Regions from separate parts of the Mus musculus genome. Here region 1 is linked to region 2. The links are chromatin loops, found by intact Hi-C in ENCODE. Cell type or tissue: left cerebral cortex. All regions are shown on one strand. Links, peaks and the distances in the headings refer to the core of each region. The heading gives the core; the rest is flanking DNA.

Region 1 (12,627 bases), core at 3,047-8,046, 340 kb after region 2:
AATTCCCATGTGGACACCCTCCGAAATCTCTAGTGATTTTCTGGTTTCATAAGCAAGTGTATATTCAGAAACATCCACGATATCTAGATATTAAAGCAAATCTCATAAGGAGGATTAAGAATTAGGTGTTATTAACATTGGCAAAGGTAAAATAACCATTCATAATCATGACTGCATTAAGGGGGAAATAACTCCCTTTCGTTGGCTCTTGGCTTATCATTATTCCGAAACTAGCTTCTGAAAGGTCCCAAGTAACTCATCATAGTCATGATGTGGGAAGACACAGTTTGCCATCAGTCTCCTATTGCTTCTAGACTGTTCAGTTATCTGCGACTGGATCAATAAGGACTGCCGGCTCCACAGGAAGGATGCTGCCGTGACAGACAGAAGTACAGAGAAGATGAGCGTGACAGATAGCAATGTGTGAGATACTTGCATCCCCTTGGACTCTTCATGCCAACCCTGCTTCAAAGAGATGCTGGGAGGAGTGAGGGACCGGCTTATGTGAGGTTGGTCACGAGGGGAAACCCTTTATGCTGTTGCTACATCACATGAGTACTGGAGAAAACAGTATCTCAAGACTGAGTCCCCCAAAAGGTTGCTCACCATCCCCAGCAAGTCCTTTTGCACAGTCGGCCACAGCCGAATGTTTCACTTCTAACTCTTCTATCAACAATGTAACAATGACTTAGTTTCACTTCCCCGGGATAGGTAATATATGCTACATTGCTCAGCGTGGCACCTCACAACTGTAGTCTTCATACTAGACACAAGGAGGCAGGAAGACCGCAAGCATCCGGGCAGCCAGCAAGCTCTTGTCTCAAAAAAATAAAAAGGTACCAGAATAAGATGGACGTCGGCACAGCTCTAAAGAAGCAAGGTGTCTTAGCTTGGGTTTTTAATTTCTGTAAAAGCACCATGGCCAAAAAGCACACTGGGGAGGAAAGGGTGTATTTGGCATACACATCCATGCTGCCATTCATCATCTAAGGAAGTCAGGGCAGGAACTCAAACAGGCAGGAACCTAGAAGGAGCCGATGCAGAGGCCATGGAGGGGTTCTTACGGACTTGTTTCCCCTGGCTTGCTGAGCCTGCTTTCTTAAAGAGCCCAGGGATGATCCCACCCAAAATAGGCTGGGCCCTCCACCACCAATCACTAATTAAGAAATGCCCTGCAGCTGAATTGAATGGAGACATTTTCACAGTTGAGGCTCCCTCCTTTTGGATAATTCTAATTTGTATGTCAAGTTGACACAAGACTAACCAGCACAAAAGAGTAGAGACTTCCGGCTAGCCGTAACTTGCAAGCCAACAGTATTACTATAAAATGCCTACAATTGTCTATTCTTTAAACTCAAAATCCATTGACCAATCTTCTGACAAGAATGTCCGGGCTGTGGAGATGGCTCAGCCAGTAAAGCACTTGTCCTGAAAAACCTAATGATCCAAGTTCCACCTCCAAAACCTACAGAAAGCTGGGCCCCACAATCACGCCTTCTGACCACCACGTGAATGTCCATGCACACATGGTCATAAAAAGTAACAATTTTTCCTAGAAGAATGCACATGGCCCTTAATTTCCTTCTTTGTCTGACAAACGGCACAAGGACAAGATGCATTGATACAATGAAATTGTGTGTGTGTGTGTGTGTGTGTGTGTGTGTGTGTGTGTGTGTGTATTTATGTGCACCTATGTATATTATGTGCATGTGTGTTTATGTGCATTTATGTGCATCTGTGTAAAAGGACAAAAGCCAGCAACCTAGGGCGTGAGTCTCAATGATGACTCTTTATTCAAATCCAGTGTTTGAGTTCCCCCCTCTTCACAGCGACACTGGATTAATTAAAGAAAATACTAATTGTTCAATAGGAGAGCAAATCAGAAAGCCACATTAAGAAATCAGTAGAGGGCTGGGCGTGGTGACACACGCCTTTAATCCCAGCATTTGGGAGGCAGAAGTAGGTGGATTAGTTCCAGGACAGCCAGGGCTACACAGAGAAACCCTGTCTCAAAAGAGAGAGAGAGAGAGAGAGAGAGAGAGAGAGAGAGAGAGAGAGAGAGAGAGAGAGAGAGAGAGAGAGAGAGAGAGAGAGAGAGAGAAGAAAAAAAGAAATCAGTAGAAGGTCTAGAGAGATGGCTCAGCAGTTAAGAGCACTGGCTGTTCGCTCCTGAGGTCCTGAGTTCAATTCCCAACACCCACATGGTGGCTCACAACCATCTGTAACAGGATCCAACGACCTCTACTGGTGTGTCTGAAGACAGCTACAGTGTACTCATATAAAACAAATAAATCTTAATTTTTAAGCAAGCTGAACAAGCTATGGGGAGAAGCCAGCAAGCAACGTTCTTCCCCGGCTTAAAAAGAAAACAGACATCAGTAGAAACAGTGGTCTGTTGTCACTCTCCTATTTTGAAAAATGCTGAAACAATACCACAGGAACTAAAACCATGCTCCCATTCAAACCTAAGGCAGGTTTTCCTCCTCTTTTAAACTGAAAATCCCTCTCTCTGAAGTAGAACCTATCTCACATCTCTGGGTCCTATCGTAATGCCTGTAAACTCGAGGGGATGAAAACATGTCCTCTAACCGTGACGGCCATAATGAGCTCCCCTGAACCATACTCCACGGAAGATACACGCTTCTCAATAGTGATGGCCGTTCTATTAAAAACGAAGGGAAATGTCTCTCAAACCATACTCCGCGGAAGATACACGCTTCTCAATACTGATGGCCGTTCTATTAAAAACGAAGGGAAGAGACGAAACCAAACAGAGAGGTCCAGCTGTCTGCTCCTGGGATCTTAGATCGTAGGATGCTGAGGCCCCTTTTCCTCAGATGCTAATGGACGCTACGTCAGCATGCTCTAGACAGGCTCGGGTGCCCATTTGTATTCAGGGCTATCCACAGTAGCCAAGTCATGGAATCAACCTAGGTATCTATCAGTGGATACGTAAAGATAATGAAGGGCCGATCCACAATGTAGTTCTATTCAACCATAAAGAAAAACAAAATTACATCAAGTACAGGAAAATGGATGGAACTGGGTATCGTGTTAATGGAAACAAGATAGACTCGGGAAGACAAATGCAGAATCCGGTTTTATTTTTTAAGATATAAAAGTATAAGGAAGATTGTTTAAAAGCAGAAAAGACACAAAGACAAGGGGGCAGGGAAAGAGGACCCTAAGGGAGTGTCATTAAAGTACATGACATACACACACACACACACACACACACAGATTATTTTGTACAATCAATATATGTTAGTAAAAAGAAAAATTGGGAGAGAATAAGGATCCTTTAATCGAATAAGTTTGAGAAATATAAACTGTATGAGATTAATTATGTATTTCACAGTTGTAGTTTTTTTTTTTTCTTTTTTGGGGAACCTTCGATACAGGGTCTCACTGTGTAGCTCTGGCTGTCCTGGAACTCACTCTGTAGACCAGGCTGGACCTGAATTCAGAGATCCACATGCCTCTGCCTCCCAAATGCTGGGATTAAACGTGTGTGTCACCACCACCTGGCTGGCGATAGAGTTTCTTAAGAAAACCTTGTTGTAAAATTCCAGGAAAGGGTTAAAGTGTGCAACTTTTTCCAAAATTGATGAAATGTATCACACTTTGAAAAACAACATCTTTCAAAATCAGGTTTAGGAAGTAATGTGTCAAACAGATGTTTAATGTGTATGCTTTGTTTATTAGAATACTGCCTTTTTGCTTAGATTCACCATTCTTCTGACCCTCCACACAAACAGAAACAGCGACTACTTAATCAGGTTGTTATGTGACTGAAATGAAGTCAAATATAGTCAGACACCAAAGTCATAACAGTCAGACCATGATGGACAAAATTCCAGCCAACAACGGACCACAAAAATGCCAGGAGTGGTGAGTTATGCCTGCTGTCTACGCACTCACGAGACCGAGGCAGGATTGTGAATTCATAGCAGGTCTGGATACACAGCTAGTCTCTATCTGAAAAAAGAAAACAAAAACAAAATAACTATACATAGGAGGCTGAGACTGCTGGATTCTAATGAGCTGAAAAAGTCCTTATTGGCCATAAGTGCAGCTCCCACCCGCATTGAAGGAACTTCTCTTTGCTGTAACAGACAGAGACCATTATAGAAAACTATAACCAATCAAGACGCAGAGAACAAGAGACCTGACTGTGTCCAGTTCCAGCTGATACCTCTACAACACAATTCCGGCACCTAAGCTTCAGGGATCATTGCAGTAGAGATGGAAAGATTGGAAGAGCCAGAGGAGCAGAAGTTTTCTGGGGTTTGTGTCTCCTAGAACTGCCAGGGGGCTGTGCCCATGAGTCTCAACAACATGGCTACCTAACAAGGACAACAGCAATGGACACGCTAACGTGGAAGGAGGAAAGCTCACAGTACCTCAACCGCAGTCAAAGAAAGACTAGCAACTGGGAATACTGAGAGCCAAAGAAATTGTCTTCCCCAAGGAAAAGCCTCACAACTGGTTATCCAATGCCAAGTGATCGGGTCCAGAGATTGTCGACATTCAGCATACAGGACACATTGTATGAACTAAGCAGTAGTGTGTGTGCACGCGTGTGTTCCTGTGTGTGTGTGTGTGTGTGTGTGTGTGTGTGTGTGTGTGTGTGTGAAATCAACTCGACTCTCACCACTCTCAGACATCAGAACTGTCACATTTGACTCCTGTTGTAGTTGGGAGCCAAGTCAGCCCACCTAGCAATCCCACCCTGTCTGGGACTTTCGCTTCTCTACCCTGATAAATACCCACCCACCCTTGACTCTTTCTCACAGTGGAAGATCCGAGAGGGAAAAAACGCCAGGATCTAAGCACAAAAGGAAGCACAGGACTTTCAGATGTCAAAGCCGAGCCGAAGGACTTCCTAAATCAAGGCGCCTAGGCGAAAAGCTATACATCATTTAGGGAAATGCAGACGCTGGAGAGTGCACTAGACCTGCATTTAATTTCTAATCTGTTTTTGCACCGCTGCATGCCAAAGTTGATTCAAATAAATATTTAAATAAAACCTGAACTGCACAGAGTACTGAGAAAATGACCGGATCGGGTGTGACTGGAAGCTCATCGGTGGTGCGCGTGCGCCCTCTGCTGCTGGACAGCGCTTCCAACAGCTCACTCTCCACGCGGCCTATTTCTGTTCCTCTTTAATGCTGGAGGGGTGGGGTGGGGGGTGAAGATAATATTATTATTTTGGTTTGTTTTGCACATAACAAATGGAAATCCGCATGCATAAACTTGATTTGTGGTTCACCCTCATCTCAGAGAGATGTCATGGACAAAAGCACTCAGAGATTTCCTGGAGGCTGAGATCATGGAGTATATACTATTCTTTCAATGATAAAATGTCCTGACTGGAGGGAGTGGCACATGCCTATAGTCAACTTGGGAGACGGAGGAAGGACGGTGCCTGAGATGTTTCTGACTTTGAGAATGTGGCTGTGGTCATGCACAACTGTGATCCTACCTCTTTGAAAAAATAAATAATAAGTAAAATGTCCCATAAAAGGTATTTTACGTGGGTATCCTGACAGCACATCATTGAGGTTCAAATTTTATTCACGATATAGACCTTTTTAGTCTTCATTTTTCTGTGGCTTACTTCTCAAGATTGCCAGATTTAACAAGCATAAACACGCCCCGTGTGTTTCCGTAGGATCTTGTTACAAATTGGGGCTGGAGAGGTGGCTCAGCAGTTTAGAGCACTTGCTGCTCTTGCAGAGGACCCAGGTTCAGTTCCCAGTGTTCTCAAGGAGGCTCACAACTGTCTGTAGCTCCAATTCCAGGGAGATCGGACGACCTCTGTGGGCAATGGATGAACACGGTGTGCGTACCTACATGCCGAAAATACTAATACACATGTCTTACTTAGGGTTTTTATTACTGTAATGAGACACCATAGCAGAAAGGAAGATGGGAAGGGAGGGTTTGTTTGTCTTACACTTCTGTATCATTGTTCATCACTGAAGGAAGTCAGGACAAGAACTCAGGGCAGGAACCTGGAGGTGGGAGCTGATGCAGAGGCCATGGAGAGGTACAGCTTCCTGGCCTGCTCATTGTGGCTTGCTCAGCCTAATTTCTTGTACAACACAGAACCACCAGCCCGGCAGTGACTCTACCCACAATGGACTGGGCCCTTCCACATCAGTTACTGGTTAAGAAAATGCCCGACAGCCAGATCTTCTGGAGGCTTCTCAATTGAGGTTCCTCCCTTCAGATAACTCTAGCTTGGGTCAAGTTGACAGAGACTAACCAGCACAACACATAGCATAAAAGAAATAAATAAATCATATATATATGTAGTTTCCAGGTCTGGTTACAGACACCTTTAATCCCAGCACTCAGAAGATAAAGGCAGTGGGCCATAGTGGCACATGCCTTTAATCCCAGTACTTGGGAGGCAGAGACACTTGGCCTCTCAGTTCGAAGCTAGCCTGGTCTACAGAGTGAATTCCAGGAAAACTAGGGCTACACAGAGAAACCCTGTCTCAAAAACCCAAAAGAAGGAGGAGGAGGAGGAGGAGGAGGAGGAGGAGGAGGAGGAGGAGGAGGAGGAGGAGGAGGAGGAGAAGGAGAAGGAGAAGGAGAAGGAGAAGGAGAAGGAGAAGGAGAAGGAGAAGGAGAAGGAGAAGGAGAAGGAGAAGGAGAAGGAGAAGGAGAAGGAGAAGGAGAAGGAGAAGGAGAAGGAGAAGGAGAAGGAGAAGGAGAAGGAGAAGGAGAAGGAGAAGGAGAAGGAGAAGGAGAAGGAGAAGGAGAAGGAGAAGAAGAAGAAGAAGAAGAAGAAGAAGAAGAAGAAGAAGAAGAAGAAGAAGAAGAAGAAGAAGAAAAGACAAAGGCAGGTGGATCTCTGTGAATTCAAGACAAACTTGGTCTATATAAGGAGTTCCAGGAAAGTCAGGGCTACTAGAGAGGCCTGTATTAAAAAATAATAATAAGTTAACACAGTGGCACATGTCCAGCTATTTGGGACTATGAGACAGCAGAATTCCAAGCCTGAGAACAACCCAGGCTACACAGATCAGTTCAAGGCCAGCCTGCAGCAGAGTAAACTCTCTCCGTCTGATAAAACACTAAGTCACCGAATAAAACAGGTATTCACTGTTTATCTAAAATTCCCGCTTTACCAGGTTTTTTTCTCTGTTTTTTTCTGATAAGTTTACCTCCATTTTCCTGTGACCTCTGAACTTCACAACTAAAATTATTTTCGCTTACGCTAACCAGAGCAGTTAGCTCATCTTAATAAAGAATAAAAACAAAGCATCTCTCCCTTCATTTTCTGTTTGTCCCCTCGAGTCTTTAACATCGGATCTAAGAGTAAGAGCCTAGTAAGGAGGGTCAGCCAGACACGAGACTGAAGTTCAAGAAACTTGTTCTTAAAGTTACTTAATGAAGAAACGTAAAGAACTCTCTAGTTTCTTTTTACAGCAAAAGTATTATACAAAACCTACATAATATTTTAAAAGTATAATAGTATAGTAGTCTAAACTATATAATCGTTTAGAAAGAGAAGGACCCTCCGGATGCAGAACCCTCCAGTCCTGAACCTCCTGTGGGAGCCTTGAAACTCCAGGATGCCCAGCCCCATCTGTTGGCCAGTCATTACATAAGATCCCTGAATCCAGAAACTCAAAGAATTCCGGGCTCTCTAAGGTGGTGGGGGTGATGTAAGCAGACAGGAAAGGAATCCACTCCCTTGGGGCTGCCAAGGTCCTTCAAGGACTACTTCTCCACTTTGACGTCTGTGTGTGAATTGAAGCACACGGACTGAGAGCTTTTGAGTCTTTCTAACCAGCTGCTAGCTGTTGTTAATGCTCAGGACCAAGGGTTCCACTTAGACAGCAAAGAGCCTAGGGGACCAAAAAAAAGAGGTAATTTGCTATAATATGGAGTAATATAAGATCTGTGTGTACTGAAATAGCAGGTCACAACTACATTACTGTCATAATGTCACAGCAGCTGTAGAAACGGGAAGGATCGAAATGGGAAGAAAAAGAAAAAAAAATCTTGATTGTTCTTCGGGTGTTCTCTGTGCTGTCTTCAGTGATGTCTTCTGTCTGTCACTTTCCACCAGCAGAAAAAGACTGAGTGCCCGCTCCCTGCCTGCTCCTCCAGAAATGCTGCCAGAATTTGGGTGAGACCGTTCTACACCCAGCATCTCAAAGATAGCAGCCATCTAAACCACATAAGTTCAAGTCATATTAGAAGTTGGTTCACAGGTCATTTCTGCCTGGCGATTCTTAACCATTTTGATCAGTCAGAGCTCCAAGGAGCAACTTCCGCAGTCCATGAAAAGGTGTGAGGCTGATCAAATCAACCCTGGAAAGCATAATTGACAAATCTCCTCGTGTGGTTTTGAGAAATTAATCAAGACAGGTCTGGTGGACCTTTGCTGAGCCTCTTTGGGACAAATGACTCAGTTCCCGATGCACTGTTATAAAGGAAAACTCCAGCTGCAAACCCCAAGGTGACCCATTTATCCACTCGGTTGGAGAATAATGACTTCTTAAGCACAGCAAATAATTCCGCTGGTTTAAAACCAATTTGGTTAATACGATTAAATGAACTATTTGATCTTTCGGGTTCAAAACCCATCAATTTGACTCACGCGTTAACATTTTAATAAGGACGTAAGCGTCTTCCAACAACGTTTCGGAGGAGTGGGTTTCCAAAAGTAGCACACGTCACATCACACTTCAAGTCCCTAGAATTACTCATAAGAATTGATACTGCAATATTCTCGCTTTAAGCACTCATTCCGTTTTATTGGTGATACCAAAGAAGAAACTGGGCTCAAGCTCTGCCCCCACCCCACCCCCAACCTACACACACACACACACACACACATATTGTGTGTTAGACTTGGCCAGTCATCTCCGAACCACAAGGCTTCCTCGGAGCACACAGGCGTGGTGAGTCTCAAAGGCCTATTTTCTGTTGTCATCAGAATGAATCAGCCAATGATAATGCGATCAACCGTTGCCTCTCTTCTTGGAACTCACTTATAGAATGTCACTCATTTGAGGCCTCTACAACCATCTTCCAATTCCTCCCCCTCAGACACAATGTTAGATGCTGTTTTTCACCAGTGTGTAATCTTTACCCTCTTCCTTTCCCGTTACACCCACTGTCTCTTTGTGCTTACATTTCACCTATTAGCCATAAATTGAGAGCTCCACCATCTGTAATTCCAAGACTGGCCTCTAGACGCCGAGTAAGATGGCTAACCCCCTCCCCCAAAAAATGTGGCTAAGAAACACATATTTTGTAATTTATTTCTTTTTATGTATATGAGTGCTCTATCTGCATATATATCTGCATGCCAGAAGGGGACATCAGATCTCACTACAGAAGGTTTCAAGCCACCATGTGGTTGCTGGGAATTGAACTCAGGACCTCTGGGAGAGCAGCCAATGCTCTTAACCGCTGAGCCATCTCTCCAGCCCCTAATAAACACATATTAAAATTAAATAAAATTTCATTCTTGCTCCAAACCAGCCACATCGAAAGCATCAGTGCCACGGTTTGGGTGTGGCTTAGGTGTTCCACATCTGTCTATTGAGACTGAGGGCCCAGGGCACAGGGTAATGGTATAAGATAGTGCAGTCTTCAAGAAACAGATAAAGACACAGAAACCCACTTCTTGTTATACTCCAGAATTCCATAAAAATACAAAACCAGAAGCCATAACATATATTCAAAGGACCTGGGGGGGGGGGGAGAGAAAGAAAGAGAGAGAGAGAGAGCTATAAATAAATTTTATACACACACACACACACACACACACACACACACACACACACACACATATATATATATATATATATATATATATCACTGAAGGGCTTGAGGTATTTTTTGTGCAAACACCCCCCCCCCAGGCAGCCTTGCAGAGGTTCTCACGACAGGATCAAGCCCAGTATTAGCTGTCAACTTGTCAAAACCTAGAATCACCCCGGAAAGAGATCTCCGTACATGCCATCAGTAACTACTCAATTACCTTAATTGAAGTGTGAGGTGTAGTAAGAATTTTGGTTTCTTTGAAAAACACAGAAAGATTATAAGAAAGTGTTTTCACTCTAATCCCAGGTGTAGGATATGGGGGCTGTTTCAGATTGCCCACTGCAGCTGACTATGATTTGCCTCATGCTCTAGCAGGGGTGTGATTTTGCCAGCTGCCAGTGTGTGACCTTTGGGTTTCTGGGGACTCTTCAGAGGACAGATAAACAGTAGGGCCCTGAGAGGTTGTGGTGGGTTGGTGGTTGGTCACTGTTGGTCATGGTCTGTTAAGGAGTCATGCACAAAGAAGAAACTAAGAAGAAATTAGTTATCTTGACAGTGAAGATCAAACGTGCCCCAAGGAACTCAATGCCCCTAATCAGCCAAGTAGACTAATGATGACCTTGCACCCTCTACCCCTCTATCATTTTCTCTCTCCTATCTAAGTGTTAAGAGGTTGAAAGGATGGGAGAAAAAGGGGTGAAGGGTGGAAGAAAGAAAAACCCACAACATAGCTCAAGTCTGGCTACAGGGAAGACTTACCCACATTGGGCGGCTCCATTCCCTGGCTGGGCTCCTGCACTGCACAGACAGCTAGAAAAGGTGAGCAGAATAGTGGCCTGTGTTCCTTGTCCTCCATTCCCAACTGCAGATGCAATGTGGCCAGCTCCATCAAGCTCCTGCCGACCTAACTCTCCCACCATAATGGATGGTGTGAGTTACAATACCTCCCTCATGAGGTGTGTCTAGACCACCCGACTAGTGGAACAACCCAACAGCTATACACAGAAGTATAAACAAACAAGTCGTGATCTATTTATATCACTGAACTCTCTCTGCAAGAAAAGGGTGTTACAGGTACAGGAAGTAAGATAAAGATGCACAAACACTTAAATAAAAGGAACCTGGTACTAAGAGAGGGCATATTGAGGATGTGGCTCACAGGCTCAGTGCTAGCACTCAGGAGGCAGGGGCAGCTGGTGTGGCCAGGCCAACCTATCCAGGACAGAGAGGGGAGGGAGGGAGGGAGGAAAGAGGGAGGGAGGGAGGGAGGGAGGGAGGGAGGGAGGGAGGGAGGGAGGGAGGGAGGGAGGAAAGAGGGAGGGAGGAGGGAGAAAGCATATTGATGATGCTGTGTATGGGAAATTCTAGGATGGGCAAAATTAATCTGTGTTGAGATAAATCAGAACACAGGGTTCCTGCAGGGCTGAGGGGGGGGGGGGAATAAACTGAAAAACAAGGACTCTGGAAGGACAGAAATGTCTCACATCTTCGTGATGTTTGGGGTAACCCACTGTAAATTCAGACTGTATTTGACACACTAGTACATCGGGGAGGGTAAGCACATAAGGATGTCAGGAAAGTTACCACAATGGGCTGGAGAGATGGCTCAGTGGTTAAGAGCACTGCCTGCACTTCCAGAGGTCCTGAGTTCAATTCCCAGCAACCACATGGTGGCTCACAACCATCTGTAAATGGGATCTAATAGCCTCTTCTGGTCTGACTAAAGGCAGCTACAGTGTACTCATATAAATGAAATAAATAAATAAATCTTTAAAGGAAAATAAAAGGGAAGTTGCCACGCCTGAGTGACAAGAGGAAGAGCATTCTTTATACTCCTGGGGTTTTTTTCTTCTTCTTTTCTAGGTGTCTGAAGTTTTCTACAATAAAGCCTTTTTTAACTGGCAGACCCACAGTCTTTGCTGAAACGTCATCATTAAGCAATGAGGGAACCTCTGTTTTGTTCATTTCTTCCCTCAGGAGAAAGAGAGACCGAGGAATGCATCAGACAGTGATCTTAGCCTGCAACTATCAGACCACACTAGCTCTACCATCCAACTTCTCTCATGGGGATAGAAATATCCAGACAAGATATTACCAAACCTAGTTATTCTCATTAAACTTCAGAGCAACACGCTGAGTGTATAATTAATAAATGCTCATTTGTGTTGATAATAATGTCCTTGAATTTTTTTTCTACCTTTTCCCCAATTTATAATATTTGAACAGCAAGTAAAACGCATTCTAATGATAATCTGTATTTTAATAGGTTTTTTTTAAGATTTATCTTTACTTTATGAGCATTTTACATGCATGTTTGTTTGTGTAATGTGAGTACAATGTCCCTGTAAGCTAGAAGAGGTGTGGGATGCCCTGGAACTGGAGTTAGTCACCATGTGGGTACTGAGATCCAGGCCCAAGTCGTCTGCAGGAGCCAGTGTTCTAGTGCTAAGCCATCTCTCCAGCCCCAGTCTGAATTTATTTCTCGTAATTTTCCTTCTCACCACTGCCGATTCCCTCTTCTTTTGAACTGAAAGCTTTGAAGTCGTGACAGCAAAATCTGGCTCTATCTGGGATTCTGCTGCTGCTGCTGTTTTGAAAGCATCTCACCATATAGCCCTGGATGACCCAGATCAGGCTATCTAAACCTGGCGGGCCTCAATTTGCTATGACACCTGCCTCTGCCTCCCAACCGCTGGGATTACAGTGTGTACCACCATGGCTGACTTCAGCTGAGATTTTATAAGGACAGTTTGGGCATTCAGCAGGCACCAAGGTGTAGTTTAAAATAAAGGCTGGCAAGATGGCTGACCCAATAAAGGTCCTTGCCAC
Region 2 (12,627 bases), core at 2,748-7,747:
TTCAAGATGGCAGACCTTCAGCATAGAAGGCTCCTCTAAATATGGAACACTGGGTAACCTTGCAAGCCACACATCCACAGAGCTGACAGCCTTGTTCACGTAGGTGGACCATGTGTGGAAAGTAAGGTGACCTCCAAGATCCCACAAAAATATGTCCAACTGGGTTAGCAAAATGATCTAATGGTCAGAATGCCTCAAGCAGGCCTGACCCCTGAGTGTGATGCTCAGAATCTACTGTGGAAGAAGAGAAGTGACTCCTAAAAGTTGCCCTCTGCCGTATGCCCTGTACACATAGACACTCACACACAAACACACACACACACACATACACGCATGAGCGCGCAGGGGAACACACATGGACACCACTAACACCAACAACAACAGCAACAACAATAATAATAAATAATTTTTTAAAGAAAAGTCTAAACAACTAAGGTCTTAGATGGAGTGCCTAATCCTGTAGCAACCAGCTGGATGGTGGGAGGGGCCCAGGAGTGGGGTTTGATTAAGATGAGCTGCCATCATTACACAGCTGTGTGACTGCCTGGCTTCAAAACGCTCTAACGGATGCACAGCCAAACTGCAAAGTTTCAGTCCACGGAATCTCCTTGTAGATGCCTCTTCCTCCATACTCCAAATTGCTCCAAACTGGTCTCCAGTCATTGTCATCTCTCAGAGGAAATATACATTATGTTCCATACCCACCAGGCCCCCTGGATGCCCCATCCAAGCCCACTCTCTGCCTATCTTTCCTCCTCTACTGCTAAACTGATACTCCTACAAGCTAAGATAATAAGAGTTAATAATAGCTTGACACCTAAACCTATTATTTCTAAAATAGTTCACTTGAGAGGAAAACAATCTAAGCCCCTCTGGGTCCTGAGAGAGCTGTGTGAAGTGGAACTGAGTCCAGTTTAATTTAAGATTTTGCTTTATTTTTAAACTTTAAACATGTGTATGAATCCTGCCTCCAACTTAACAAAACAGTTGTGTCCATTTTAATATCTTTAAGAAATTCTAATGTGTCAAATTGCTTCTCTCTGGAACAAAATAAGTTGTCTGCTTTTTCATTTTTCCTCCAGGCATAAACAAAATATTTGATCTGGTGCAATTCAGACAAAACACTGCACTGATGTGGGGAAGCCGGGGGCTTTTCATTTTATGCAGGATAATTAGAAGTTAAAAAACACCTGTTAGCAAGGTGACAGAACTTGTTTCTCCACCATGAGCTGAGGCAGTCAGAGCTCCACACAGGCCCTGGGAAGCCTGCAGTAGCCTTTGGTACCCACAAAATTAGCATCTGTGTTCCCAAAGTACAAGTTCACCTCTAGGCATCTTAACCAGTCCTCTTGGCATCTTAACCAGTCCTCTTGGCATCTTAACCAGTCCTCTAGGCATCTTAACCAGTCCTCTTGGCATCTTAACCAGTCCTCTTGGCATCTTAACCAGTCCTCTAGGCATCTTAACCAGTCCTCTTGGCATCTTAACCAGTCCTCTTGGCATCTTAACCAGTCCTCTAGGCATCTTAACCAGTCCTCTTGGCATCTTAACCAGTCCTCTAGCAGCCCAAGTTTCTTGATAACACAAAAGTAGTCACCTTCCTAATCAGGCATTCTTTGAGTTATTCAGAAAAGATGAGATTGGCCAAAGGAAAAAAGTAGACTTTTTGGATTTTCTCGAACAGCCTGACACTAAAACAGTTTACCTAACAGAAAGTCACACTTGGCCCAGAATCCATCTATTCCTACATCCACACAGTTGACTACAGACCCTACAGTTACTTGGTAGCTCCCTTGTTCCAGGAAGGCCGAACATTAGCTGGCTTCCCTTAAATAAGATTTGCATGTTAATTACTAGTTGACTTTTAATAGCAACAAGAAAATAATTGTCGGCGTTTCTTGACCGCTCCATACCTGTGTTGTCCTAGGTCACACAGTGCAGAGGAAAGAGGGTTGTCTTTTCACTAGTCATTATGAGGATTAGAATAATCATAATCTTTCATTAGAGCTAGCCAATATTAGCTGATTTACATATGCTGTTACGTAATCCTGTTAATAATCTCCCTATTAATAAGCTAATAAGATCAAAGTAGAAAATAACAGCTTGGATCTTACTGGGTTCACACAGAAAACTTTGTGCTTGCTTCCTTTCTGTCTCTAACTGGGCCCTGGTTGGCCAGTGATCTGACTCTAAGTGCCCTGGTTGGCCAGTGTTCTGACTCTAAGTGGGCCCTGGTTGGCCAGTGATCTGACTCTAACTGAGCGCTGGTTAGCCAGTGATGCATTTCCAAAGGATGGCATCTGTTTCATCTGCTTCAGGAAGCTGCCTCTGATGGCAATGACAGATGCCCTCTGTTTTCCTCTCTGTCCCAGTAAAATTTCACCTGATGTTTGTTGTTTATCTCACTACCTCCTCTGGGCGAACCTGCTTATCCTACTGAAAAGGGAATGCACTAGGCTAGGCTAGTCTCTCAAAGGAAGGTCAGTGCCTAGATCCGGAGAGCTTGCACTTAGAAGGACACTGAGTTTCACTGAAAATAAGCATGATGGGAAAGGCTCAGGCAAAGTGCTTCCAGCAGACATTCAGAGCTTAGGAGTCCTCTCAAGTATGAGGGGTAAAGAAAAGCCTGATCAAGGTGTGTATCATGGTTTGAGTCTGAAGTTTTGCCAGCAGCCCGCTCCTTCAACCTCACACAGTCAGTCCACCTTTGGGGCCTTTGCTCCCTCCTCCATATCATTCCCCAATCCAGTCTTTACCTGGCTGTTTTCTTTCCATCGTCAAAATCTTCAAACGCCAGTTCGTCACAGAGGCTTTCCCTAATAATACGCTCTAGAACAACCCCATCCCACATGCCAGCCATGGGCTACGATGGTGTCTCAGTCTCTGAGGGAAAGCAGAGAATCGTGCCTCTCCCATCGTGCTGGAAGGTGAGCTCCTTGACAACACAGATGCCTTCCTACAGACCAGGGCACACCCACGACCTGCGCTTTAACCGCTCACTCCTCAATCAAACGCACCTTCGAGGCAGAGGCATGGCGATCACGTGACCCGATACTGCTGCTATTATTTTACTCTAACCACATGCTGTACCATCATCAGGATCCTTATTCTAATGGTCTCCAAATTAATTTAATTGGGATTATGAAAGTCACATGCAAGTTAGTGTTAGAACAGGGCTAGAATTCCAGTTTTGCCAACTTAAAACCCCACTTTGAATATTAAAATGCAGAAACACTGGACTTAAGGAGAGATGACCTACATAAGAGACAGCCCCGAGGAAATATTTTTAAATCACTTCTGATGATTCTGGATTATGAAGAAAACGCTGGCTCCATCCTTTGAAGAGAAAAACTTAAGGAGCTTTCCAAACAAAAGAAAAATCCTAGTTACTTACTTATGGTTAAAACTGTGTCAAGGCAACCATTACTCTTCTCATTTTAGAAACAGAGACTGGTCTTTCAGGAAGTGTAACTAACAGAGAGAGTAAAGGTTCTAAACTCAGTGGAGTCCCTCTCCAGTCAGCCCTGCCTGCCTCTTGCTGCCCAGACCTTGGTGGTTTTCAGCAAAGTTGGAGAAATGGAGTTGTGTGCCTGAGCCCAGATGAGACCCAACTTACGCATAGTCTCAAAGACTTTTGCCCTGACTATAAGGTGACTGGTGGAGTTCTAGGTTGTAGCACCTGCCCCGGTACCTCCCCTAATCCTGCTAAATGTGAGGTCTGCGACAAATACCCAAGAAAATCGATTTTGAAATGCATTGAGAGGCCGCGGGAGTGGGGAAACGTCTGGGAATGTAGTCAAAATGCTATAGAAATAAGGATATGTCAGGAAGCAAAGGGCCCCAGGCTGTGAAATAGAAGATGATCTTGCAAGGTGATCGGGACAGCATTTTTCAAGGCTGCAAGTAGTAAAAAGGGGATGAGAGGAAAAGATGAGATTTTTCAAAGCAATATCATATTTAAGGTTTCTTGGTTCCCCGCGATATAAAGTTAAAGATCCAGGAGGAGAAATCAGGACTTTGATGGTCACATCGCTCCGGCACTTGGATGTTATACTCAGCATGCGTCTTCTTAATATTCGGAGACTATATTTCCTCTTTCTAATTCTTAATATTTGATCTTTTTTTTCCCAAACAAATACCTAGTCTACATTCCTGCTGAATTCACCAGGGGGAATTCTTTTCAAGATGCAACAATGTCTGAATTTTCTGGATCTCCTTCATTGACCTTAGAAAATGGTCCTTACATCTGCATATCTCATGTGCCATTAATTAACTTTGATACTTCATTATTAATGAACTTTTTCGGAAGCTGTATTTCTGTACTGCTGGGAAGCCACCTTCTGGGGGAAAAAAAAAGGAAGAAGGAAGGAAGGAAGAAAAAGGGCACTAGTCTGCAAGTGGAAACAGGTAGCCTGCCACCGTCACACCATGGAAAGAACGAGTTTAATTCTGTCTTAATGGCAGAATAAATGGAATAGGGATAATACTTCACACTAATAAATTAAATTTGGGTCATCGGTGTAAGATAGAAATGTTTCTGATAGTTACAGCCTGGGATGCAGAAGCTGGAAAAAGCTCAATTGCTCTGCGAAGTGTTCTTTGTATTTAAAAAAGGAGGCTATCATTTTAACATTTCCCTTAACTTTGCTAAAAATAATAACCATGACAGAATGCTTTTCTCCCCTTCTAACAGGGATGCCAAATTGGAAAAAAAAAAAAAAAAAAAACATAAATAAATAAATAAAAATTTTTTAACTACTGAAGAACCACAGTGACCCCTACTGGAAATAGGTGGAATTGGACCTGGTCTTAAGGTAAGAGAGTGTGCAAAAACATTTCTCTCCACAAAAAAGTGGGAAAAAAATGTTAACTCAAAAAATTCATATTCATGCCTGTGCCTGCTTTCCTTATCCTCTAGATAACCCATAATTTTTTGGCTATAGTTTATGTGCTTGTAATCATGCTGTCTGAATTTTGTATGTATGAAGAAATGGCAGCAGCCATTTCCCTGTGGTATTAAATTTTTCATAAGTGTCCTTTTTGATGTAGTACAATCTATTCAATCATTTCTTTTTACTACTAAAGCTCTGGAAGAATTTTTAAAAATATTTTGAAAGAAAGGAAAATTTAGCAAAGTGACCTGAATAGGATTGGCAACACATTTCAAAGAAAGAAAATCCTCCGGCAGATAGCTCAACATGCTCACTGGGACCCTTTGTAATTAAAGTGCCCGTCATTCAGTGGACACCTGCTGTGTTTAAAAATGCTAATCTTAAATAAACACCATGACACAGCAAGAGAAAGGAGATACTGGAGAAACTTGACCAGGGTAGGCAAGAGGTGTGTGCTCAAAGCAGTGCAAGGCATTGCCCACTGTAAACACTAGGAGCTTCTTAGGAAATCACAGTGGAGTAGACAGCCTTCTAGAAAAGCAACTGGGGCAATTCTCATCACTGTGCAGGTGAGAAGGAAAGAGCAGATACAGTAGCAAGGAATGAATAACAGAAACGGAACCAGAGACTGGAGTCCCTGTAGTTTCCTCCCATTGGACGGCAAGTAGATAATTCTAGAAGGGGACTTAGGAGAGATCACCTGTTACAAACAAGTAGGTCTGCCCTGAACACCAGCTTTGTCCCCGCTCACCCTTCCAGGAGGTTGTGTCAGTTGCGACTCTGGAATTACAGAAGTGATACAGGCCCATTGTAAGCAGAGGAAGCCGAGAGGTTCAAAAGGGATGGATACATCGTAGCCATGCTGAAAAGACAAGATTTCATCTCACCGGGTGTCTCGTATATAGATGGTGCTTTCAAAGTCAGAAATCTCTCCCCTTGAAATCATGCCGGAAACTGCTCACCTGCTTAGGAAATCAAACCCTTTTATCGTTCCGTACGCAGTAATGAACTATCCTGTGTCAGTCATCACAGAAATACATATACGCTCTGAATTCAATGCTGCAGCAAGTTAAATGAATTCAGCGCTGTAGCACCATCAAATCTCCTTAAGTCCCAGACATTTGAATACTTGGTCCCCATCTAAGGCTGTTTAGGAAGGACTAGGAGGTGAAGAGGATGTATCTCACTGGGTGTAGGCTTTGAGGTTTTAAAAGGCTCAGGGCATTCTGGGTTCTCTCTCTCTCTCTCTCTCTCTCTCTCTCTCTCTCTCTCTCTCTCTCTCTCTCTCCTTCCTGTTTGTGATTTCTGATTGTCTCAGCTACTGCTCCAGCCCCTGGAGCCTACTATGTCCACTCTGCCATCAGGGACTCTAACCCTCTGGAACCATGACCCCAAATAAACTGTTTCTTCTGTAAAGTTGCCTTGGTTGTGATATTTTGTCACAGCACTAGGAAAGTAACGAAGACAAACATAATTGTATCTAATAGGTCTAAACATTTTTTGAGGCACACACCAGTTTCCTCTTCAATTCAGCATGTGTAAGGCCACTAAAGTAGCTTTGAAAACAAAAGGGCAGCCCCTCCCATTCTATTTCCAAACAGAAGGTGGCATGAGATGGGAGGAAAGCTAGAAAGAGACATCCTTGGTTGCCCTGTCCAGGTCCATGGTGTCTGATAAAACTAACCCTGCCAGCTGCCATGTGTGCTGTCCACAAATAATGCCCAGAGCCACCAGAACTGAAAGATTGCTCTGTGCAATCAGAGACTCAGAGGTCTCACATCTAAGAAGCACAATGTAACCACCCAAAAGCTAGTTGAAACTTGAAACTAGCTCTTTACAACAGAACTCCTCCAAAATCTAGAGGAAATACATAGGGTCTCACACACACACACACACACACACACACACCACAAACACACACAGTCTTCGGCTCCTTTTGCCAACCACAACTATGCCAGCACCTCTCCTACTTCAAAATTCTTCACAGAATCAAAATCCATCGTTTTTTCAAAACTTCCAGTGATGTTAGACAAATGAAGACAAGCCATAGAGCAAGCATAGTGTATCCACTAAAAGAAAACATTTGATTGAAAGGACCCAGATGTAGCTGTCTCTTGTGAGACTATGCCGGGGCCTAGCAAACACAGAAGTGGATGCTCACAGTCAGCTAATGGATGGATCACAGGGCCCCCAAGGAAGGACCTAGAGAAAGTAGCCAAGGAGCTAAAGGGATCTGCAACCCTATAGGTGGAACAACATTATGAACTAACCAGTACCCCGGAGCTCTTGACTCTAGCTGCATATGTATCAAAAGATGGCCTAATCGGCCATCACTGGAAAGAGAGGCCCATTGGACACGTAAACTTTGTATGCCCCAGTACAGGGGAACGCCAGGGCCAAAAAGGGGGAGTGGGTGTGTAGGGGAGTGGGGGTGGGTGGGTATGGGGGACTTTTGGTATAGCATTGGAAATGTAAATGAGCTAAATACCTAATAAAAAATGGAAAAAAAGAGAAAACATTTGAAAAACACTCATCTGATAAAGGACTTGTGTCTGAAATATACAACAAGGGGTTGTTAATAACTAACAATGTAGAAACAAGAACTAGTGGGAGTTTTTTTGGTTTTTTTGTTTTGTTTTGTTTTTTAAGGGCAAGGGATGTAATTGGGTAGGGACAAAAGACACCTTGCTAAAGAGGTTACATGCAAAATGATGTGAAAACACTATACGCTACTAGGGAGTATGTTCGAGGATACAACCCACCTATTGCATCCCTTGGTAGCTGAAAATAATTATCAATTTATAATTGCCAGAAAAAAAAAAAGAATGTTGTTGGTCAATGATAAAATGTTTCTCTATGGAGTCCCAAGAAGACAGGGAGGAGATTGTCTCAAACCTACTCAGAAAAGCCTTTGAGGAGACATCTACTTTAAGAATCCCCCAGACAGACAATGCTCAGTTAATACAGATTTTCTACAGTAGGACAACACATAAACCAATCATTTAACAAAATCCTCGAAGAAACCCATGCGGAATGCTCTTAAGCTATTACAACGAAGGATACTCACCCCTAGTTAGTGATAAACCATCAGTTTTTCACAGTCAAATTTAAGAATTCTTATCTCTTCAAGGAGAGAAAACTCCCTTTTGGTTTTCAATTATTAAATTTGTAAACGCCCTCAAGCCTCGTCCATGTGTTTTCAGGGGTTAAATTTTTTCAAAGGCTCTGAACACCGCTGCCCTCCTTATCAGTCTGCCAAACCACTGGGGTGGGGGTGGGGGGCAGGGGAGGAAATGTTTGCGATGCAATGCATATGTTTTTAGTTTATAATTTTTGCCATCTGTTCAAGGAAAGCTAGCAACACCGGCATATGCATATGCATCGTTCGCGGGTGTCCACACCTAAGAAGTAAAGCAAAATTTTCTCGAAGGCCTTTCATCGCAAATGACCTTTCCACTGAGAAGCGCCATGTGCTAACCCTGCGCATGCGCACAAAAGGCAATGGGTCAGAGCGACGCAAGCATCCATCCGATCGGCACAGTCCGCAGAGCAAACGTCTCATGCGCAAGTTAAAATTAAAATGCACTCTGGAAAGCTAAAGCGTACAGAGATAACTTCCCAGTTAGAAATATGGCTAGGGCAGTCTTAGAGCGATCTCTATTGACTTAAAAGGGTCAACTCAGGCATCCTCCAGCCATCGTTTTCAAACTGTTAACTTTGGAGCCTTTCTCTGCTTTTAGAAGAGATGGATTGAATTTGCTTTATGTTTCTTAAATGCCGGTTTTGAGGTGATTGCTCTTTATGGCCTCCTTGTAAACATATGGAGACTTTTATAATCCCCTTAAAATACGGTAACTACATCAGAAAGCGCTCCACGATAACCCCAATTTAAATTCAAATTTCTCTAGGTTTTGATCTTCCATATTATTAAAAATTCATCCTTCTCGTTACAGATTCGATTTAAATTTCAGCTGAACTTTTCTGAATTCAAAGCAGAAATTGATCTGAGTGGGATTGAGCAGGCTGCATTTGTGGGATTACTGACTGACCTGAGTAATCCAAAAAAAAAAAAAAAAAGAGGCGATGGTTAGTTCTAGGTTTGTGGACTATGAACTAAATCTAACCAAACTAGTCTCTTACAAATTTTCAACAACAGAACACTGGGGACCTAAACTCCCTTAGACGCCCCGTACTGTGTTCGTTCTAATGATGACAGTCCTGGTAAGACCCGAGATGGAAACTGAAAGCAGCTCACTTTATACCAAGGAGACTTCTCTTACTTGCCCCATTAAACCTTTCAAAGATATGCCGCTTTGGTTACCATGGATACTAAAAAAGAAGCATGGGTGGATCTTCACAAATCCATAATCACTAATTACATGGGGAAAAATCAACCAGAGCTTCAGGCCCGACTGAAAATGCTCCAGGCCTTCATTTTGAATAGAAACAAATTCAGCTTTCTCCCACCTTGAAGCAAAAATTATAAAAGCTAGGGTTCAATGTCATATTCAAGGTTCTACCTCATCCACCAACAAGCATTCATATTTGTGAAAGAAGATAATGTCAGTCAATATCGTAACTAGCCTCTCTTTCAATTCTGAATTCAACTGAGAGAAAATTATTATATTGTGCTTTGAGCCACAGAGACCAAACGTAAAATTAAAACATTAGGAGAGTCTCTTCATAATCAAGGAGATAAAAAGTCCCCACCCCCACCCCCAAAAAACATATGGAGTAAAGACAAAAGCAGATGATTACCATGAAGGCTTCATTACAGAAATCTGCGCATCACTAAAATAATACATGTTTTAAGCTCTCCCGTGAGCAAGCACTGAGGTTATTAAAATAAATATCCAAAATCTGTCGTGATCAAAAGCTACTCCGTTAAGGAAAAATAAGCATGGGTACCCAATCAACCTGAGAGCAGCATAAGGTTGTGCTCAGAGCGTTTGGGAAAAGATACCACAGATAATCCCTGTGAGGCTCAAACAGCACAAATGGCAGCTTTCAGAGTTCCTGGGAAGAGGAAGCCTTGAGGAAGATCTGCCTCAGAGGTGAGCAAGAAGAAGGACATTTGGCCGAGAATGCTGCTCTTCTAATTAAGATGCTCAGGGAGGCTTCTCTAGGGAGACAGTGTCTAAGCCAGCACCTAAATTACCAGGAGGAGTCAACCTGCAGGCATCAAGCAGAGAGAACGGCAAGAGCTATGTCCTGGGGGCACAGCTGTATAAAGCTTCTCTTTCTAAGGCAGGGAGAAAGCAGATGCAGCAGGCACACAGGGAGACCAGAGAGCGGAAGAGTGGAGAGGGTGAAATCTGAAGAGATCAAAGAGACAGACTAAGCCAGTCTTTCAACTACAATTGAAAGTCACTGAATTCTTTTCAGCTTCTATGAGTAGACTAGGAAGCAAGTTATGTCAGTGTTTTTTAAAGTCATTACGTTGTGGAGAAAGCAACAAAGACCATCTTTTGATACATATGCAGTTAGAGTCAAGAGCTCCAGGGTACTGGTTAGTTCATAATGTTGTTCCACCTATAGGGTTGCAGATCCCTTTAGCTCCTTGGGTACTTTCTCTAGCTCCTCCATTGGGAGCCCTGTGATCCATCCATTAGCTGACTGTGAGCATCCACAGAGAGGCCCATTGGACACGCAAACTTTATATGCCCCAGTACAGGGGAATGCCAGGGCCAAAAAGGGGGAGTGGGTGGGTAGGGGAGTGGGGGTGGGTGGGTATGGGGGACTTTTGGTATAGCATTGGAAATGTAAATGAGCTAAATACCTGATAAAAAATGGAAAAAAATAAAATTAAAAAAAAAAAGAAAGAAAGAAAGCAACAAAGACAAGTTGAAAGTAGTTCCTGAGGGGGGAGGGGGAGAACATAGAGGTGAAGATTAAGGAGACTAGAACAGGGTGAAAAGAGCAACAAGTCAGCTGCTTGACACTGAAGCAGGAAGCAGGAGGAGCCAGAAGAAGGAAGTGCGTCAACAAGGCTTTCCCCGACTTCAAGTTGCAAAGACATCCTTCTAAAATGGAGAAGACTAAAAACAAACAGCCATATTTGTGGATGGGAAGAAGAGTTCCTTATTAGAGATGCTCTTGGCTTTGTGGGCTTATTAGTATGTGTTTTAATTTTATCTTGCTTGTCTTATATTTGTTTCTCTCCTGGATGGGAACTACCTGCAGAAATGTAGGAAGGGCCAAACCAACAAGGAATAATAAAAAGGATGACGAGAAGGCTAAACAGTTTGGTGTTGAAGAGCTACTTTCTCACTCAAGGACTCAAAGGAATGGTTTTCATCCTTATGACCACCCCACATTTATATATAGTCCATCTCCAACTTTCTGTGCAGGCTTCAGCAGAGAGCACACGGAAACAAAATGAAGAGAGAGCTGTGTCCGTGTTAAGGATTCCTAGAAGATTTCAGTTGATATTTGCTGTTGTTCCCTATAGCTGCAAGGGAATCTGAAAAATATGGTACTTAGCTGTATGTGTTGCCACCCCAAATGTTATCTTGACATTACATTCTGTGTGTGGGGTGGAGGGAATGGCCATTATTCTGAGAAAGAAACCATATCAAAAGATACATTGAAAGAACTTAATTGGTTGAAAGTCCGGGAAAATTACTATATATGTAGTAGTTTATCTGTAGAGAAGATATCTAAAGCTATGCATAAGATTGAGTAAAGTGAGTTAAGGTTGTTGTTGGTGGTGGTGGTGGTGTTGTAGTAGTAAGAAAAAAAAGGTGAGTATAGATTCAGCCTGGAAACATGTCAACATTTTAAGTTCTAACAGAAGAGGTATCAAAGAATTTTGAATACAATTAGAGGCAGAAGAATGACCAGAAGGCATTAAACACTAATGCCTTCTGGTCATTGCAATGGATCAAATTCAGGAGTCAGCAGAGTGGTCAGTGGGTTGGTAGTTATGAGAAGAGTAGCTCCTGCAATAGGAGACAAATCAGACTACAGTGGTTTCAAGAGTGAGTGGAAGAAAAAAAGCTGGGAAAAGGTCGTAGAGCATTTTCCTCAGAAGCCTTCTCCCTATAAAGGAAACAAAATAATGATGGAGAACACGGGACCCCAAAATGAGCCTTTGTTTCCAAGTTTGCTCATCTATTGCCTGTTTTGTAAGTGGGAGACACCAGGACATATTTCTCTGCTGATAGAAGACCTTGAATGCCAAGATAAGTGGCTGAAGTTTAAAAGCAAGAAAAAGTCATGATGGAAGCAGAGTTCTAAGAAGACTCATATGAAAAGAGCCCCCCCATCTGCTGTGTGAAATTGAAAAAGTATATGCAGCAGTGGAAAGTGCTGGGTACCCCCCAAAGAGAGAAGGCTAATGCAACAGAAATGTGGCCTTAAAGAGGCCCCTGGGGTGAGGCCACTGTTAGTCTCTCAATGACTGAAGAAGCCCCACAAGGGGCTCTCAAAATTGATGCTCTGGAAAACACAAAACTTCGACCTAAGAGACCAATCATAAAAACCTCCAAACACCATAAAATACCATAAAATACTGAAGGCACCACTACAATCTGCTAAATATTAAATGGATGGATGTGTTAGGTCAGCACTTATTTTTATTCTTATAATTTATATAGAGCTCAGTGGATGTGTATAAGACATAAAGCACAGATGACAAACTCACCCTGTGAGACAAACTCAGCCTTGTTCAGACATGAACTAAAACACTTATGGATGACCCCTGAAATGTTTTTTCACCTAAAGTGATTGGAGA

Evidence for each region. Hi-C counts contacts between places; a loop is a spot of excess contacts. Peaks named below come from ENCODE experiments on the same cell type or tissue, not always from the same donor. Only the 100,000 strongest peaks of a DNase experiment are listed, where the experiment ranks them.
Region 1: a loop joins it to region 2, with 3.0 times the contacts of the local background. A loop is called at or near these places in 7 of 42 quality-filtered maps.

What each region holds. Positions count from the first base shown.
Region 1 is chr10:126,864,748-126,877,374 of GRCm38, forward strand. It overlaps a transcript of Atp23 not described here. Among named protein-coding and RNA genes, the nearest start is that of Atp23, 30 kb to the right of the region's middle. In left cerebral cortex, for the core only: CTCF peaks have their summits at 5,100 (motif pointing left) and 5,308; a DNase peak (open chromatin) is centred at 5,083; H3K4me3 peaks cover 360 bases; H3K27ac peaks cover 259 bases.
Region 2 is chr10:126,526,805-126,539,431 of GRCm38, forward strand. No RefSeq gene overlaps it. Among named protein-coding and RNA genes, the nearest start is that of Gm40797, 130 kb to the right of the region's middle. In left cerebral cortex, for the core only: a CTCF peak has its summit at 4,800 (motif pointing left); DNase peaks (open chromatin) are centred at 3,623 and 4,759.